Regions from separate parts of the Mus musculus genome. Here region 2 is linked to region 1. The links are chromatin loops, found by intact Hi-C in ENCODE. Cell type or tissue: left cerebral cortex. All regions are shown on one strand. Each heading gives the region's core, and the rest is flanking DNA. Links, peaks and the distances in the headings are about the cores only. Region 1 overlaps Gm3787 (predicted gene 3787). Region 2 holds the start of Mb (myoglobin).

Region 1 (8,324 bases), core at 255-8,254:
AGCTGGTCGTGGTGGCACACACCTTTAATCCCTGCACTCGGAAGGCAGGGGCAGGCAGATTTCTGAGTTTGAGGCCAGCCTGGTCCAGGACAGCCAGGGCTACACAGAGAAAACCTGTCTTGAAAAACCAAAAAAAAAAAAAAAACAGTGGAGTAAATCATCTTGTTCAGGTTTGTAGCTAAAAGGAGCTGAGAGAGAAGAGGGAAAACAGAGAGAAGCCTTGGAGCAGAGGTAAGAGAAGGCTTAGCTGCAAGGGATCCCTTTTCACTTCTCCGATCGATCGCTTGCAGAATTTGTAAAGACCCCAAATAACATTGGGATCTATTGTGCCATTATGTGGCCATTTGGATTGACTGTCTATGGGAGAGTGAGGCCAAATTTGATTGCAAAGGTAAATAAATTTTGAGCCCTTCAGGTCGGATGCCAGGTAGAGAGGCTGTAGGTTTTCTAAAAGGCATCCCAAGGGTGAACGAGAGGATAGAGAAGACTCCATGGATGAGAGATGGGGAGGAAAAATTTAGAAGTGACACAATCCTGTTCATATCCTCACACACTCAATGGGGATCAGAGCTTAGCCTGGCTAAGCCCAGAGCGGAACCTAGAGGCAGAGAACCGAGTCTCTAGGAATGGGGTCTCGTCCACAGGAAAAGGTGAAGGAAAGGGGTCACAGAAGCCATGAGGGCCTAGAGAAGCTGTGGCATTATAAGCAGCTTGAAAGAGACGGTGAGAGGAGGGCAAGAAAGGACACAATAACCCAGTTGGGCCTAACTAACACACAGGGCTGCAGCTCCCAGGGTGCTGGGATGGGGTCAGGTTAAGAGGGCAGAAAGGGATGGCCCAGCAAGGGCCTAAGGGAACAGCCGGATTGCAGCTCCAATGGGGTCAGATGAAGAGGGCCAGCTGTAGCCTTAAAGACCTCCACATCCCCGGAGTACTAGAGGGGTACTGGACACTCAGTGATCACTTCCTTGGACTCAGGGAAGCATTTACACCGACCAGAGGGGAAGCTTACCTAACCATTGCTGGTGCATGGGTTGAGCCTGAAGTGAGTCTGCTACAGGCCAACTGGAGAAGAAGGATAGGGTCCTAGTGCTGCTCAGACCACGAGGGGAGCACAAGCACCCGGAGAGCCTATCTGGGTCACGGAACCAAAACGCTGGCCTTCCTGCTGGGGTGGGAAGGTGTCCTGGGACTCGGAATCTCGGAATCTCAGGACAGCTCTGAGGGAGGATGGTATCCCAACGGAAAAGCATCCTGAGACATGGGGGCCCAGGAACCACACAGCTCTGAGAGGAAGCCTCCTCCGCAGAGCATTTGCAGCCCCTGAGGAGGGTATCCCCGGCTGAGCTCAAGAGCTCAGGAGCAGGCAGCAAATCTCATAAAAGAGATTTAGAGGGAGGATCCAGGGTGCGGAGGGATAAATCTAGGGGTGGCTACCTCTGCTCCAGGGAGCAGACAGCAGGGAGCTGAGCAGACACAGCGTTTATATAGGATCCCTTAGTGGGTGGAGCTTTCTACGAGCGGAGATTTCCAGGGTGAGGATTGGTGGGTTTTCAAGACCTGAGCTTGAATGATCTCAGGGATTGGTGGGTTTTCCTGTTCAGCAGTTCCACCTAAAATTAGCATAATCTAGAGAGCGTCCTGTTAAGGGACTAGAGGTGTTCTCTGTGACCGTTAAAGAGGCTGGAAACCTGTTACAACAGTTAGGGAGATATGGGGGAGGTTACCGGCTGCTCCGGCCCCTCAGGCAGAGGCCTGGCCACTTTCCTGTCTTGAGGGTTTATAAAGTTTACAAAGTATATGACATTTACTGTTTACACAGGGAGTACAACAGGAAAGGCTTTGCCCACCTCTGGAGTGGTGTCCATAGCCAACAGTGAGACTTAAAATGGCCATGTTGAAGGAACCGTGTCATTGGAGGTGGGCTTTAAGAATGTAAGGACTCGGTCTCTCACTGCAGCAACGCAAGCGCGAGCTCGGAAAGAGAATCCACGTGTTGTAAGAAAATGGCAGACAAGGCAGACATGCGGGAAATCGCCAGCTTCGATAAGGCCAAGCTGAAGAAAACCGAGACGCAGGAGAATAACACCCTGCCGACCAAAGAGACCATCGAACAGGTAAGGACGAGTGAAATCTCCTAAAAAGCCTAGGAAGATTGCCCCGCCCCGCCCCGTCATCTCCAAGACTCCCTCGTGATGTGGAGGAAGAGCCACCTGCAAGATGGACACAAGCTGTACTGTGAACCCGGGCACTCAGAGCTGAATGCCACTGGCCCGCGGGTCTCTGAAGGGGACCCCTCCACAAATTGGACTGCCAAATTTCACCGGTTTGCCCTGGGATATTATAGAAAATTATTTGTGTGATTGATGAAGATAAAACACACCTCGTAGCAAAGAAAAAAAAAGGGGGGAGGGGGGCTGGTGCGATGGCTCAGCATGTAAGAGCACTGCTCAGCGGTTAAGAGCACTGACTGCTCTTCCAAAGGTCCTGAGTTCAAATCCCAGCAACCACATGGTGGCTCATTCTGGTGTGTCTGAAGACAACTACAGTGTACTTACATATAGTTAATAAATAAATAAATAAATAAATAAATATTTTTAAAAGTGTTCTTTTAAAAAAAAATAATGTAAAGACTCGTTTAACTTCTAGTTCACTCTTTGCTTCCTTCATACTTGTAGCTCAGGATGTGAGCCCTCGGCTTCCACTTCAGCCACCAAGCCTGCTGCATGCTGCCAGGCTTCCCAGACATGACAAACTCTGGATCCACAAGCCCAAATAAAGTCTCATATAAATGGTCTTGGTCATGGTGTTTTATCCTGGCAATAGAAAGATAACTCATACAGAAGCTATGGCCATTGTGTGGCCAAGGGAAGCAGGAGGTCTGAAGGCCTGCCACATGGGTCACGGGGAAGATTTTGTATGCCAAGCAGGAAAATGGTGACAAACGTGTCCGCTTGCCTCAGCTGACACCAAGGATACGGGCCGCGTCTCTAACTCTGACAGCACTAGGGTCTTGTTTTAAAGGTCCACATGTCACTCTAAGGACAGGGGAGCCATGCAGGGAAAGATTTCTCACAGATGCCCCTGCCGGTTGTGACTCAAGATGGCTGCAACCAACCTGGACCCCTGCACTGGCTCACTGAGCCTATGCTGCCTTTGACTGGCTCCCCTGGGCACATGAGTTCCTGTGGGGTGTCGGGCAGCAAGTCCTTCCTGTTCTTCCTGTACAGTCGCTGCCCCTCCACCCAGGCATTTCTTTCAGATTCTGTCACCTCAGGCCCCGCTGGGACAGAGGGTGGTGTTCACGCACGTCTGGCTGGAGTGAACACAGGTGCGTTCTTTACCTGTCGCTAAGCAGAGGATTGACTTTGCTTGGAGGGCCTGTGCTCAGGTGTGGGCAAAGGTCAGCTGTAGCGGGACCAAGATAGACAGACCACAAGCATCCTTGTCCAAGCTCCCTTCATAGTCCTTCTCCGGTCCTGATCCCTGATCCCTGCTATCTGATTCCTGACCCTTAAGTGGACCTGCCCTCATCCTATTCAGCGGGGTTCCTGCTTATTCATTTATTCTTTGCCCAGGCAAGAACAGAAGTGGCAGAAGTCCCTAGGAACCAACTCCCTCAAGGCATTTTCTCCTCTTCCCAACCCCCACCCCCTTCGTTTCTTCTTTGCCTGCTTCTTCCTCTTGCCGTTTTTCTTCCTCGTTCTTGCTCCATCTCATTTTCTCCCCATTCCCTTTCCAATTCATACAAAGTCTGTGTGGCTTTTGGAGTCACGGGGAGATGGCCTGCCTTTGGTTGCCAGCTGCAGGGCCCGTTCTCAGCAGTCAGAGCCACGGCTGCCGGAGCAAACACTGTCAGCTGAGGCCAGCCACAACCACAGTATGCCCTTCCCTTGTTGATCAACCTTGGATGCCGCTCACGCACGTCGTGTCCACACGGGGGCGCTCCAACAGTGCTTCTCTGGCGTCTCTGGCCTTTCTAGTCTGCATTTTTTTTCCTCCTGGTTAGTGGGAGGAGCACTGGTTTCCTTTCCAGTCTTAGTCGTCTGGCTGCACGAAAAGAGCCTAGGCCCATATGTTCCTTGAGTAGTATTTCCTCTAGCAAAGGCTACACATCCAAAGAGCCCTTAGATTTTTTTTTTGTTCAGATTTGGGTGGAATTCAACAAATTCCCTCAGATATCCCTCCCTATTGAAAAAATTTTTAATTTCTTCTTTTTTTTGTTTTTTGTTTGTTTGGTTGGTTGGTTGGTTGGTTTGGTTTGGTTTGGTTTGAGACAGGGTTTCTGTCTAACACCCCTGGCTGTCCTGGAACGCACTATGTAGACCAGGCTGGCCTCGAACCCACAGAGCTCTGCCTGCCTCTGCTTCTGCCTCTGCCTCCTGAGTGCAGGATTGTAGGCATGCATCATCATGCCTGGCTTTTCTACTTAATTTCATTTTATATGCATGGGTGTTTTGCCTAGATATATATCTGTGCACCACACACTTGCCTAGTGCCAATGGCACTTCTGCCTCCAAAGGTCCACCCAGGTGACTTGCCTCTGCCAGCTAGGCCCCACCCCCCGGAAAGGTTCTGCTTACCAAGCTTGGAAATCACAGTTTTGAGCTGGAATAAAATGAACTAGAGGCCGGGCGGTGGTGGCGCACGCCTTTGATCCCAGCACTTGGGAGGCTGAGGGAGGCAGAGGCAGGGGAATTTCTGAGTTCGAGGCCAGCCTGGTCTCGAGTTGAGTTCCAGGACAGCCAGCGCCACACAGAAAAGCCCTGTCTCAAAAAAAAAACAAAAAAACAAAAACAAAAACAAAAACAAAAACAAAAAAAGAGCTAGAAAGCAAGCTTGTAGTATTAACAGAACGTCCACACGAGGGCGCCCACACACTTTTTAAAAGATGCTTTGGATGAAGCCGGTCCCCAGAGGGACCAGGAATCTGCGCGGCAGGGCTGAGCCTCCCTCCGGGCCTTCGCTCCACAGCCTTCTCCCTCTGAGGATTTCCTTGTTGGTTTTCTTGTTTGCTAGGGAGAGATTCGGTTACCCGTAAGGGGTCTTAGAGCCATGGCCCATGGCTAGGAGACGCAGTAGACGTATTAGAAAGATGAGTTGAGCAGGCAGGCATAAACCTGAGCCTTTCGGAGGGCTTCCTCCTCATTCCAGTGTACTAGTTGAGAAATCCGACATTGCTCCCTCTGGTACTGACTTTGTCACGTCCTCCCACAGGACGGGAACTGCCCGCCTCTGGGCCAGCTGGGTGGCTGCATTCACTGTCCAGGCAAGGCGTCTGAGCTCTGGAGCTGTGGCCTCCTCCTAACGCTCTCACACATCAGTCAAAGCCTTCCTCTTCTGTGTCAAGGACTTCAAGCTTCTTGGCTCGTTCTTCCCAATTCCTCCCGGCTTCCACCCCACCCCCACCCCTAGATGCCTGGTTCAGTTTTCCATTAGCATCTGGCAGAAGGCGGGTGGAGGAGGAGCTGGCCGAATGTTTAAACTGGTTACCACATGGCTTCTTGGAGCCAACGATACTGCTACCGGGAGACACAGGGAGAGCCTCCCCAAGCTCCAAGGCCAGTGTCTGCGGCAGGATCAAACACCAAAGGGTTTCTGCACTGGGCTGGAGACAGGAATTCACTAAACTGTCTTCAGTCTTTCTCTCTCTCTCTCTCTCTCTCTCTCTCTCTCTCTCTCTCTCTCCCTCCCTCCCTCTCTCTCTCTCTCTCTCCCCCCCACCATTCCCCATGCCCATGCCCATCTCTATTTTAAGACGGACTAAATTGCCCAAGCTGGTCTTGAACTCATTCTGTAGCCCAGACTAGTCTTGAGTTCATAATCCTCCTGCTTCAACCTCCACAGTAGTGGGATTACAGACAGTCCCAGATGAAGTTTCCTAACACTGGTCAATCTGAGCTCACTTCATCCTCTGTGCCTGTTGATTGCCACAAGAAGCCCAAGACACAGGAGGGGTGCAGGGCAGAATTTGGGGAGCACAGCTGTATTCAGAGCCTCCTTGCCTGCATTGGAGTAACTTGTGTGCTGAGAAGACATGCACACACAAACACACACACACAGACCAGGCAATAGGACCACGGGACAATGTGGGGACACCAGCATTCATGTGGGGGCTGTAGCTGTGGATATTGAGACAAGGCAAAGGTTTGAGGCTGCTGGAAAGAGACTGCTCTGTTCAGCTCTCCGTGCTGGGAAAGATACGACTGTTACTCAGGCTTCCCGAGGTTAGTAAGTGTAACAACTGTCTCTCCCTCCCTGCCTTTTCTGTTCTGTGAGACCTCTGCTGCTGCAGGAGCATCCAGATTTGCTTCCATTTCCTGACTTCTATAAGAAGAGCAGCAATAAGCCTGATCCGTGCAAGTGTCCCTGCGGCAGGGTGTGGAGCCCTCTGGGTACATGCCCGGGAGTGGAATATCTGGGTCATAGGATGGTTCTATTTTTACATTTCCAGGAAAATGGATGGATCTGGAAATTATTATAATAAGTGAGGTAATTCAGCCTCAGAAAGACAAATACCACATGATGTCTCTCATAGGCAGATCCTAGCTATTAACACAAGTACACGTGTGTCCATGCATAGCTATATACATGTGTGTGCATTTATAGATACGAATGAGAGCATAGGGCTTGAAACTAGAAAGGGTACCATGAGGGGGAGTATATTTTCTCCGGGTGGGGGTAATAGAATGCATGTGACATTAAAACAGGAAAGAGACTCCCAAGGTGGAAGGGTACAAGAACAAGGTAGGGGTATGGGGAGAGGGGGGACCTTAGTAAAAACAAATCATGTTTGGAAATGCCAAAAGGGAACCTATTACTAGTACGCTGGTTAAAAAATAAATACATAAATAATTTCAAAATCTTCTGACTGTGTTTGAGAATGAGGGGCCACTCAGGTATGAGGTTGAGGGCTTTCTGCTGTTAGCAGTGGAAATTGCTGGGTGTTCTGGGTTTTTTTGTTTGTTTAGATTGGATTGGGGGCGGGGGTTGGTTTGGGTTTTTGGTAGTGGTGGTGGAGGAGGTGGTGGTGATGGTGGCGGTTGGAGGCAAGCCACTGGGGAATTTTCACCATTAATGACTAATATGGCAGGGACCTGGTCACTGTCGTTTGTGCCACCACTAGGCAAGTGGTCCTGGGTTCTATAAAAAAGCAGGCTGAGCAAGCCATGGGAGCAAGCGGCACTTTCTAAAGATGACAGAGCTACCATAACAACCACAGGAGAACAGGTAAGACCTGGGCAGATCAGGGCGGAGCTTTCAGAAGAGTTAGTTCTAGAGTATGGGGAGACTCGGGGAGATAAGTAAAATAAGGAACCTCCCTAATTTTAGGATCAGGGGGATGCAGGGATGGGACCAAAAGGAAAACATGAGTTAGGAAGTAGTGAAAAGGTGCTTGCTACACAGCTATGAGGGCCCAAGTTCAATCCCCAACACTCCTTTCTGTTTGTTTGTTTGTTTGTTTGTTTGTTTGTTTGTTTGTTTGTTTTTCAAGACAGGGTTTCTCTGTGTAGCCCTGGCTGTCCTGGAACTCACTCTGTAGACCAGGCTGGCCTCAAACTCAGAAATCCACCTGCCTCTGCCTCCCAAGTGCTAGGATTAAAGACGTGTGCCACTACTGTCTGGCGACACCCAGATTTTTTTTAAAATTCTTAAAAAAAAGAAAAAAGCCAGCCGTGGTAGCAGATGGTAGCAGATATCTGTAAATCCAGAGCTGGGGAGACAGGGACAGGCGCCCTGGGGCTCACTGGCCGGCCAGTCAGCCTAGCCTACCATTGATAATCTCCAGGCCAATGAGAGACCTATGCCTAAAAAAAAAATCAATGTGGACAGCCCCTGAGAGACAGCACCCAAGGCTGACCTCTATCTTCCACATGCATGCACACACATACACAGGTACCCAACTACACACACACACACACACACACACACACCAAGAAAGAAAAAAAAACAAGTCCTGGAGAGACACATTCAAATGCTCAGACAAGGGAACCATGGGTGGAGTTCAAACCCAAATTAGATGTTGGCTGGTGGGAGGAGACCTAGCCTATGAGTCAGCCACTCTGGGAAGTGGGTGGAGGTGCTGTGTATTTTCCACAGTGAGAACTTCTGCAGATCCGTGCTTCTTGGTTCTATGTCTCTCAGGATGGTAGTCTCTGCAAGACAGACTCCAGAGACTTAGAATAGGGGAAACAACCAGGGCCTGCGACCCAGAAACCCATGCCAGCCCTGCCCAGGTTTGAGAAGGAAGAGGACTCCACGGTGGTGGCAGTTGAACCAGGGTGGTAGGAAGGAGCAATCCAGTCGCCACTAAAGCCACATGC
Region 2 (8,324 bases), core at 68-8,067, 350 kb after region 1:
CTCTCTCGTACATGTACATGCACACACACACGTATTAAATAAACAAAAGCAGTCAGAAAGTGAGAGGAGGAGACTTCTAGGGGTCAGCAAGATGCCTGTGCCCAAGCTTAGAAACATGACAAGTCCCTGTGGGGCAGCAGACAGGGGGAGAATTGGGTTTCAGCTGCTGGCAGTGGCTTCGGTGCCCTTTCTGTGGGCTTGTGCAAGTCCAGACAGTGACCTGGCTGCTTCCCCCTCCCCACCCCCTACTGCCCCAAGCTGTCCTAGCTCCCACAATGGCACTTGCCCCAAAATAGCTGCCCATGTGAGGGCCAGAGAAAGGCAGAGATTAGACCCCTGGAGGGTTGAGCACGGTAGCAGGAAGGGCATGTGGCACCCAGTGATCCTGGCCAGACTAGCATCTGGGAAGGTATAAAAGCCCTTCAGGACCAGGTGGCCTCAAATCTCAGCTGACAGCCAGCCCACACTCTCTCCTTTTGTCCTCTTTAGAAGCCACCATGGGGCTCAGTGATGGGGAGTGGCAGCTGGTGCTGAATGTCTGGGGGAAGGTGGAGGCCGACCTTGCTGGCCATGGACAGGAAGTCCTCATCGGGTAAGAGGAAGAGACCCTTATCTCAATACCTGTTTGCCAAGGTTCACCATATGGCGACAAGGTGGAAGCTGGCAGGGTAGACCAGTTGGCTGCAATGATGAGGTCAGATTTCACTTGCTTCTAAGTGCTGGAGACTGGAGTAGAGAAATAAAAAGGGGGATCTATCCATCTCCGCTGACGTCAGCAACCAAAGCAAGCTTGAGCATCAAACAGTCCACCAGATGAATCCTATTACGGCAGAGAGTCAGAATAATGAGGGCAGTGATAGATCTCGTCTACTAGTGTGGACTGAAAGCTTGGGTAATGTGGTTGCCTTCGGCTGCAAAGGATTCCTAGACATGCCCAGAAAAATTGCAGATTCTGAGCCTGGGCAAGGGGGTAGGGGTGGAGGGGTGGCGAGGCTCATACACAGGGCCTCACTGCTCACCCAGAGGCTGGAACTCTTCCCGGGGTCCTGGGCTTGGTTGCCTCAGAAGCCTGATGGGATATGCATGATTGATAATTCTTGGCTCTGGGGAGGAGATTGCTCTGTTGCTAGCAGCCCCTGCACTGTCTGTGAAGCTGTAGTCTGGAAATGAATTCCTTGCTATTTATGATCTAGGGTGAGTTCCCCTCCTGATCTTCACATTCTTGCATACTCCCTTAGTCTGTTTCTAACCCCTCTGCTTGGGAGCAAGGTCATCTAAGGCCAGAGCCCTTTAGGTAGCTGAGCTGGAAGGAGGCTCACCAGCTTCTGGAACACCTTGGTCTCTCAGCTTCTTCCTGCCTGTCTTTCTCCCCCCAATCCTTAAGTGCTGGGCCTACAAGCCATCTAACTGGACTAACTCCCACTCCAAATTAGCATAAATTCCTAGGCCACAGGTTTCCTATGTGACCTTGGACAAGTTGTCTCTCCTCTCTGGGCCCTATTTCTGCTTTGGACTGTTTGTCATGAGCTGAGACCACCTGTCCACTCTCGTGCCCTGAGATTTGGAGCCCGTACTCTCTTTTTGTTGTGGACAGCAGATTATTGAGGGCAAGACTGGTAGGACGGAGTCTTGCAAGCCTCCAAGGCTGCCAGGGCCTGGGCAGTGACTTGGGGCTTGAAGGAGACTCAGAGTATTGTGCCATTAGAGAGATACTCTTCCCTTCCCAGGGGAGTAATTGAGGCCTGCCAGAACCTGGTGCCAGGTGGGGCACAATGCCAAGGCTGCTGACCCTGGGAGGCCCAAGGGTCTAACACCCTATCATGTCTCAGGCTTGGGTCATGGCGCCACACCAGCTGCTCCAGCCCTCTCCACTGGGGGCACAGGGAAGTGGTCTTCCAGGGTGGCATGCCAACTCTCAGGGTAGCAAGTGTCCCATGGCACTAGGCTCCCAGCCAGTCCCAGACACCGACCCCAGCCTCACCCGCTGACCTCAGCAAGGTCATTTCTGCAAGTACCTTAGCAGAACTCTGAGGTCTGAGCTGGTAAGCACAGAATTCTAGAACGAGGAGCAAGCAAAAGATCTTTGCACTCCAGGTGGTAGGGGCTGTTCTCTCACCACTTCATGGTCAGATAGTTTCTGGTTTATTTATACCTGCATTTTTTTTAAAAAAAGGATGTACTTAATTTACTTTGTGAGTGTTTTGTCCACATATCTGGATGTGCATCATATGCATGCAATACCCAGGAGCCAGAGGAGGGCATTGGATCCTCTGGAACTGGAGTTACAGACAGTTGTGAGCTGTTGTGAGGTTGCTGGGAAGTGAACTCAGATCCTCTGGGAGAGCAGCAGATGTTCTTACTGAACCACCTTCCCAACCCTCATGATGACATTTTTGCTGGGGAAAGGATTTTGGAGCTGTGAAGGTTTGGAAATGACTGGTATTGACAGCAACCTTTCACACAATGAGAACTGCCTCAGAGAGTCACAAACAGCCTGTGCCAGTGATGATCCGCCCCTAAAAAAAGGCTCCCGGTGGTGATAATGGAGGTGAAGGTGGAGAGGAAGGGGAGGAAGTCTCACAGAGCAAGCCCTGTGTTGGATCACCTTAATGAACTTAAGTATGAACTCACGTATCACAGCTGACAGAGAGGTTTAGCAACTTGACCCAAATCACACAGCTAATACGACTGTGGATAGGATTCAAACTCAGGCCACTTGGCTGTAGCCCATGCTCTTGGTGACCCTTCTATCTACCACCCCGTGTGCTTCTAAGATGGAGTCTGATTGGGCAACTGTTTAGAAGACAAGCAGAGAGGCTTATCTTCCTTTCCCTGACCAGACAGACTGTATATGCTTTGCCTGGTGTCCTGGCAACATGATGAAGAAAGGAACCCTGGGAAACTATCCTTGGTCTCTTCAACAGGGACCGAATCAGTTGTGCTCAGGGGAATCCAGGATACGGGCTCTGGACCTCTCCCGGGACTCCATCTGTGGAACTCAGGGTTCAGGGAGCAAGTGACTGTGTGGAGCCTGTAAACCTGTACCTCTCCTCCTATAATGTGAGCAAGCCTAATGCTGTTCTGCCCAGTGCTGGGCAAAGGTGAGGGTAGGGTAATCCTTCTAGAGGTTGGGAAATCAGTTTGGTTTACACTCAGTGATTAAGACGAAGAAAGGCCGAGTGTCTGTTCTGGCATCCCACAGGACCCTGGAGACCAACCCAGAACCACAGTGTAGTATCTCTAAAGCCTACAGCCTTGAGTCCCTCTTCTGGCCCCATCCAGCCTGGTGACCTTGGGCTCACCTGTGGGTGTCAGGCCTCCCGTCTGTCAGCAGGAACTCAAGGGTCATTGTCGATAGATAATAATAGTCAGGAGCACAGGGACCCTGGACAAAGTGCCAGAGACAAGCTGTCAGTGACGCACACAACTCTGGATAGGCTCCTGGGGTGATTCTGTAATACAACCAGGACCGGGGACAGGCCCAGCCAATCTTCATGGCACCAGCCTGTGTGCATGGCTCTTCACCCACGTGAAGAACAGACTTGCATGTTTGTGTGTGTGTGCTTCTTAGAATACACACATATGTGTGTGTGCTTCTGAGAACATGTGTTGGGGGGTGGAGGGTCTGCATACTATCATTTACAATGGGATGCCATTGTGTGACAGGGACAGAGCCCAAGTGGTCACCCAGAGGATGAGGGGGAAGCCATAGGGCCTAGTTAAACCCCTGCAGGACACTCAAGCTTCCTGTGCCTCAGTTTCTCCAGCTGTCACATGGAGTCTGCTGCATGAGGCTCTTTCAGCAGGGTTCTTTTCAGTGATGGTTGCCTCGGAGTGGCTTGGAATCACAGAGCAAGAAGTAGCCCATGTATGAACCTGAGTCCGTGTAGTTGGAATGGGTACATGGTGGGGTGTTTGGGAGGGAGCTGGTGTCAACAGAACTGATAACAGACACACAGTGAAGTGCTTGAGAGGTGGGAAGGCTTGTCTGTGATGAGTGACCATGGACGTGGAAGAGGGGCGTAAAGCAGCTGACCTGAGAGGCTGTATCAAGCACCCACCCACTGGTGAGGTGAGACCATCCCCACTGTAGGGCCTTTTTTGTCCTGCCCTGTCTGGAGACTAATCTAGTCGTGCGCAGAGAGACAGGGCTCCCACACTCCCTCTGCTGGATGCACACTAGACCTCTTAGTTCCTCCTCTGAGACATGATGCAATCACAGAACTTGCTTCAGGTGTACTGTGGGGATTCAGTAAATTACCCTGCAAACTGCTTTAAGGACATGCATGTCCTTTGTGAATACTCTATAGGTGACAGTTCATGCTCTCTCATGGAAAACTCAGAGGCCACCTGTCCCTCAGTGTGGATCCTAATCAGGCTGGTTTTAGAGTGGGGATGGAACAGGGAAGGAACACCAGACTACCACATGAACACAGGCTCCATTGGCCCCACAAAGGGATGGGACAGCTCGAGAGAAGAGTTGAAGACATCAGCACATCACAAACTCAAGGGATTGTAGAGGAAGCAGCCAGATAATTCAGCAGCCAGACCTAGCTCTTGGATTGGATGAAGCAGCTTAGTGTCCTGGTCATAGGATGTCCTCCCCATGGGACTGTGGGGCAGAGGCCAGGGGGACCAAGTGCTTCCCAGACAGCTTGGTACACAAATGTATATGCTCATAGTGATGCCATAAGGATCACGTAGAGTCTAGATAGCTGTGGTCACCCTGATAAACATGTCAGAGTGGGGCACTATGGGGCATCCGGTGTAAATTCTAGTTCTGTCCAGGCTCCAGTTCTGAGCTCTGACATCACATGCTGTGGCCTAGGCCAAGCAACTGCCTTTGATGGTGTTTTATCTGTCCACAAGTGGATCAGGGACTGGCCTCATCTGGGGAAGTTGGTGGTTCTTGTAGCCCTCATTATCTTCCCAGAGCAGGACTTGGGTCCCTGGTTGGATAAAGCCAGAGCTCATGAGGTGACAGGCAGAAGCAGCTGTGGCCTTTGGTTGGTCCATTTACCATTGCCAGTGGAAAGTGGTTGGGGTTAGATCTGAAGTTTATGCTCATGTAGAGGGGTCTCAACAACAGCCACAGATAGTCAGGAGGTCTAAAACTTCAGGTTTCAGCATCTTCAGGCAGGAAGCAATAGAGGCATCCCTGACACAGATGTCTTGAGGAATAGAGGGTACTTCTGAGTCATATAGATCCAATGGCTGCCTGCCTTCTCTGCACACTAGCCCTGAGATCCACGGGTCTCACTCCATCTCTTCTTGTCCCACAGTCTGTTTAAGACTCACCCTGAGACCCTGGATAAGTTTGACAAGTTCAAGAACTTGAAGTCAGAGGAAGATATGAAGGGCTCAGAGGACCTGAAGAAGCATGGTTGCACCGTGCTCACAGCCCTGGGTACCATCCTGAAGAAGAAGGGACAACATGCTGCCGAGATCCAGCCTCTAGCCCAATCACACGCCACCAAGCACAAGATCCCGGTCAAGTACCTGGAGGTAGGCGGCCACAGCAAGTCTCCAGGGCAGAGATATAAATCCCAGCTTAGCCACTCAATACGAGTGGCCTGCTTTCTCCCCACTAAGCTTTCTCCCCAGTTCTCCTCTATAACCTACCCCAGCCCTGTTCCCCTGAGGGTGCTGAGGAGCCACACAGCATCCAATTTAATGGCTTGCCCAAATGCTGGGCCAGCACCTTAGTGTGAAATATGACTAATACACAACTTGCCTTCTCCTCAGAAGCGGGAGCTCTTGTTGGACCCACTGGACTGGACAGATGTGGAAACTGAGGCACAGGCAGCTTGGGCAAGTCACTGAGGCAGGATTCACACTCAGGGCGAATCAGTTCTGTCAGAGAGCGGTAGACGCTTTGTTTCTCTGATGCTCTGCTGCCCCAGTCCATGATGGTTCAGACACCAGTTGGAAAGTGGCCTAAAGAGAGGCCAGCAGCCCTCAGTGGGGTCCTGTCTGTCTTCATTTTGCAACTGGAGTCACAGGGCAGAGCAGGGCAGAGCAGGGCAGAGCAGGGCAGGGCCAGACACATACCCAGCCTCCCTGAAGCTGGGGCTGGTTCCGCAGACCCAGGCTCCACAGACGTTTCTGTATCTGTGAATTGTGAGGCAGATTTCCCAGAGGTGTATTTGCAAAGATGTCCTGTGCCTCTGGGTGCACTTGTGTCCCTCGGTGTCCCCTTCTGCTGTGTCCCACTCTCATCTCTGCTGTGTCACTTGCACATAAGGGCCCCAGCCCAAAACAGCAGCTGTACCCCCACTCCTGAGCTAGCAGGGGTGTGTCCACAGTCCCTGGGTCTAATCTCAGCTTACTATCTACCTGCTACATGACCTCAGCCTGGTCACTTGGTAGTCTCTTCAGTACAGCAGCCAAAGCTGTACGGGACCAAACTCTAAGTCAATGACGATAAGTAAGTGTTATGATAGTTTCATCGTGAGCCTTTGGATTCTGGGTGGTCCCGATCCCCATCTAGGCAATGTCGGTACCTGATCTCCCCTGGCCCCTCTCCCCTTGTTAGTACCTGTTCCTCAGTCCCAGGTTTAGGGATAAAATCACATGATGGGAAAAGCCTCCTCCCAAGTGTCCTGATTGACAGTCCTGGTGGGCTAGCCGATGCTGAGCAAGGTATCATGGGCCGGCTGCTGGGCCTGCATCCTGAAGTAGTGTGGGCACACGAGAGGTGAGAAAGGGGCCCCAGAGGGGCTCCCTGAGTTTGAGTGACCCTCCCTGACTGCATGACTTCATGCACACAGCTATACCTGTCTTTGCCTCAGTTTCCCCATTTACAGAGCAGGGATGGTGGTGGTGCCTGCTTCCAGGTAGTCAGGTTTAAAGGAGTTGGTTCATGGTAATTGCATGGAATGGCACTTGGTACATCGTAAGTGTGCAAGGAACAGTCCTATAGTAAGGAGAAGGTCAGTGAGTACACACCCCCTTAGCTCATGGCTTGCTCCGTCCCCTGACCTACAACCTCTTGTCCCTTTCTTGCAGTTTATCTCAGAAATTATCATTGAAGTCCTGAAGAAGAGACATTCCGGGGACTTTGGAGCAGATGCTCAGGGCGCCATGAGCAAGGCCCTGGAGCTCTTCCGGAATGACATTGCCGCCAAGTACAAGGAGCTAGGCTTCCAGGGCTGAGCCATGGGCTCCCACTGTCCAGCCCACCAAGCTGGGACCCAGTGTTGTGTAGCAAGTAGCGTGTGCAGTGTTCTAGGTTAGCAGAGAACAGAAGAGGGGAGCATAGTGTGGCATCCACCCACACCCCTGGGGACAGGGCTCTGGGCAGTGTTACCCTGGAGCCCAGAGGTGCAAAGTGGCCTTCGTCAGCTCTGCCGGGTCATGCTCAGGTCTCCTAAGTCCCAGTCCATTTTCTTCTGGTTTTGGGAAAATCTCTTTTCCACTGTCACATTTGACCCCAAATCCAAGTCACTGACTAGCAGACCCTGACCTTTGGGCGAGATGGAGGGTTGCTTAGAGGGAGTGGAGGGTGAAAACGGGGCGGTGAGCATCAAGTCTCCCACTGCTCAGCTTCCCGTTGACCCACCTTGTCTCAATAAAATATCCTGCGAGTCCTCAATTCTTGTCTCCGTCCGGTATATTTTTATCCCTTCCGGTAAGGGAAACATCCACAAACGTCGCTGGAAGAAATGGGAAGGTGCATTCTGGGATGGCGGGCAGACAGAAGATGTGAGACAGGCCCCTTTCTACAATCACCTCTCAATGACAAGCACACACTGGGCTAGGTTCAGGGACAGGGAAGAAAGGGCCCCCCACCTGGGCTCTGATCAAGATGGCGGGCCTGCAGACAGGGTCAGCTGACCTTGGCAGTCTGAGGATCAGTGCCAGGTGCCCAGGGCAGGAGACAGGGAGGAGATGTCTCGCTGTGGATCCAACAGCTGAGGCAATGTGAGAAGGTCACCCAGCCAGAACGTAGCAGAGCTGAGAGCCAAACAGTGGCCTAGAAGACAACTGGGTCTCTGACCCCAGGACAGAGCCTGTGGCCAACAGTAGCAGCTGCTGACCTTCCGGCCAGGGAGAGGACAGACAACAGGGAGATACTATCCAAACACAGGACAGGGGAAGAAACCCACGTGTCCAAGGGCAGACTGCAGATAGTGTGTGAGCCTCACCAAGGACCCGGAGCAGGCTTGTTACTGAGGCTAACACAGTCAGAGCAAGGCTCAGCCACCAGTCCTCAGAAGGCAACTGGACAGGTAATACTGAGAAGCAGAGAAAGGGGTTTATTCAGTGTGGACACACCTGGAAGAGGACAGAGAGGCTCAGTGCTCCCCAGCCCCAACCCAGCT

Evidence for each region. Peaks named below come from ENCODE experiments on the same cell type or tissue, not always from the same donor. Only the 100,000 strongest peaks of a DNase experiment are listed, where the experiment ranks them.
Region 2: it touches region 1 in a loop (3-fold over the local background); 1 of 42 quality-filtered maps calls a loop at or near these places.

The regions. Positions count from the first base shown.
Region 1 is chr15:77,363,965-77,372,288 of GRCm38, reverse strand. Gm3787 (predicted gene 3787) reads left to right here. Exons shown (of 3, transcript NR_168297.1): 2 at 1,823-2,117; 3 at 2,679-2,796. Among named protein-coding and RNA genes, the nearest start is that of Gm41353, 8.0 kb to the left of the region's middle. In left cerebral cortex, for the core only: CTCF peaks have their summits at 3,932 (motif pointing right), 4,652 and 4,861 (motif pointing right); DNase peaks (open chromatin) are centred at 5,237, 5,423, 6,194, 8,061 and 3 more places; H3K4me3 peaks cover 746 bases; H3K27ac peaks cover 4,646 bases.
Region 2 is chr15:77,014,757-77,023,080 of GRCm38, reverse strand. Mb (myoglobin) reads left to right here and starts at 294. Exons shown (of 3, transcript NM_001164047.1): 1 at 294-592; 2 at 5,283-5,505; 3 at 7,009-7,594. The coding sequence starts at 498. The coding sequence ends at 7,155. Gm52199 (a long non-coding RNA gene) reads left to right here and starts at 7,872. Exons shown (of 3, transcript XR_003951577.1): 1 at 7,872-8,231. In left cerebral cortex, for the core only: a CTCF peak has its summit at 4,167; a DNase peak (open chromatin) is centred at 4,169.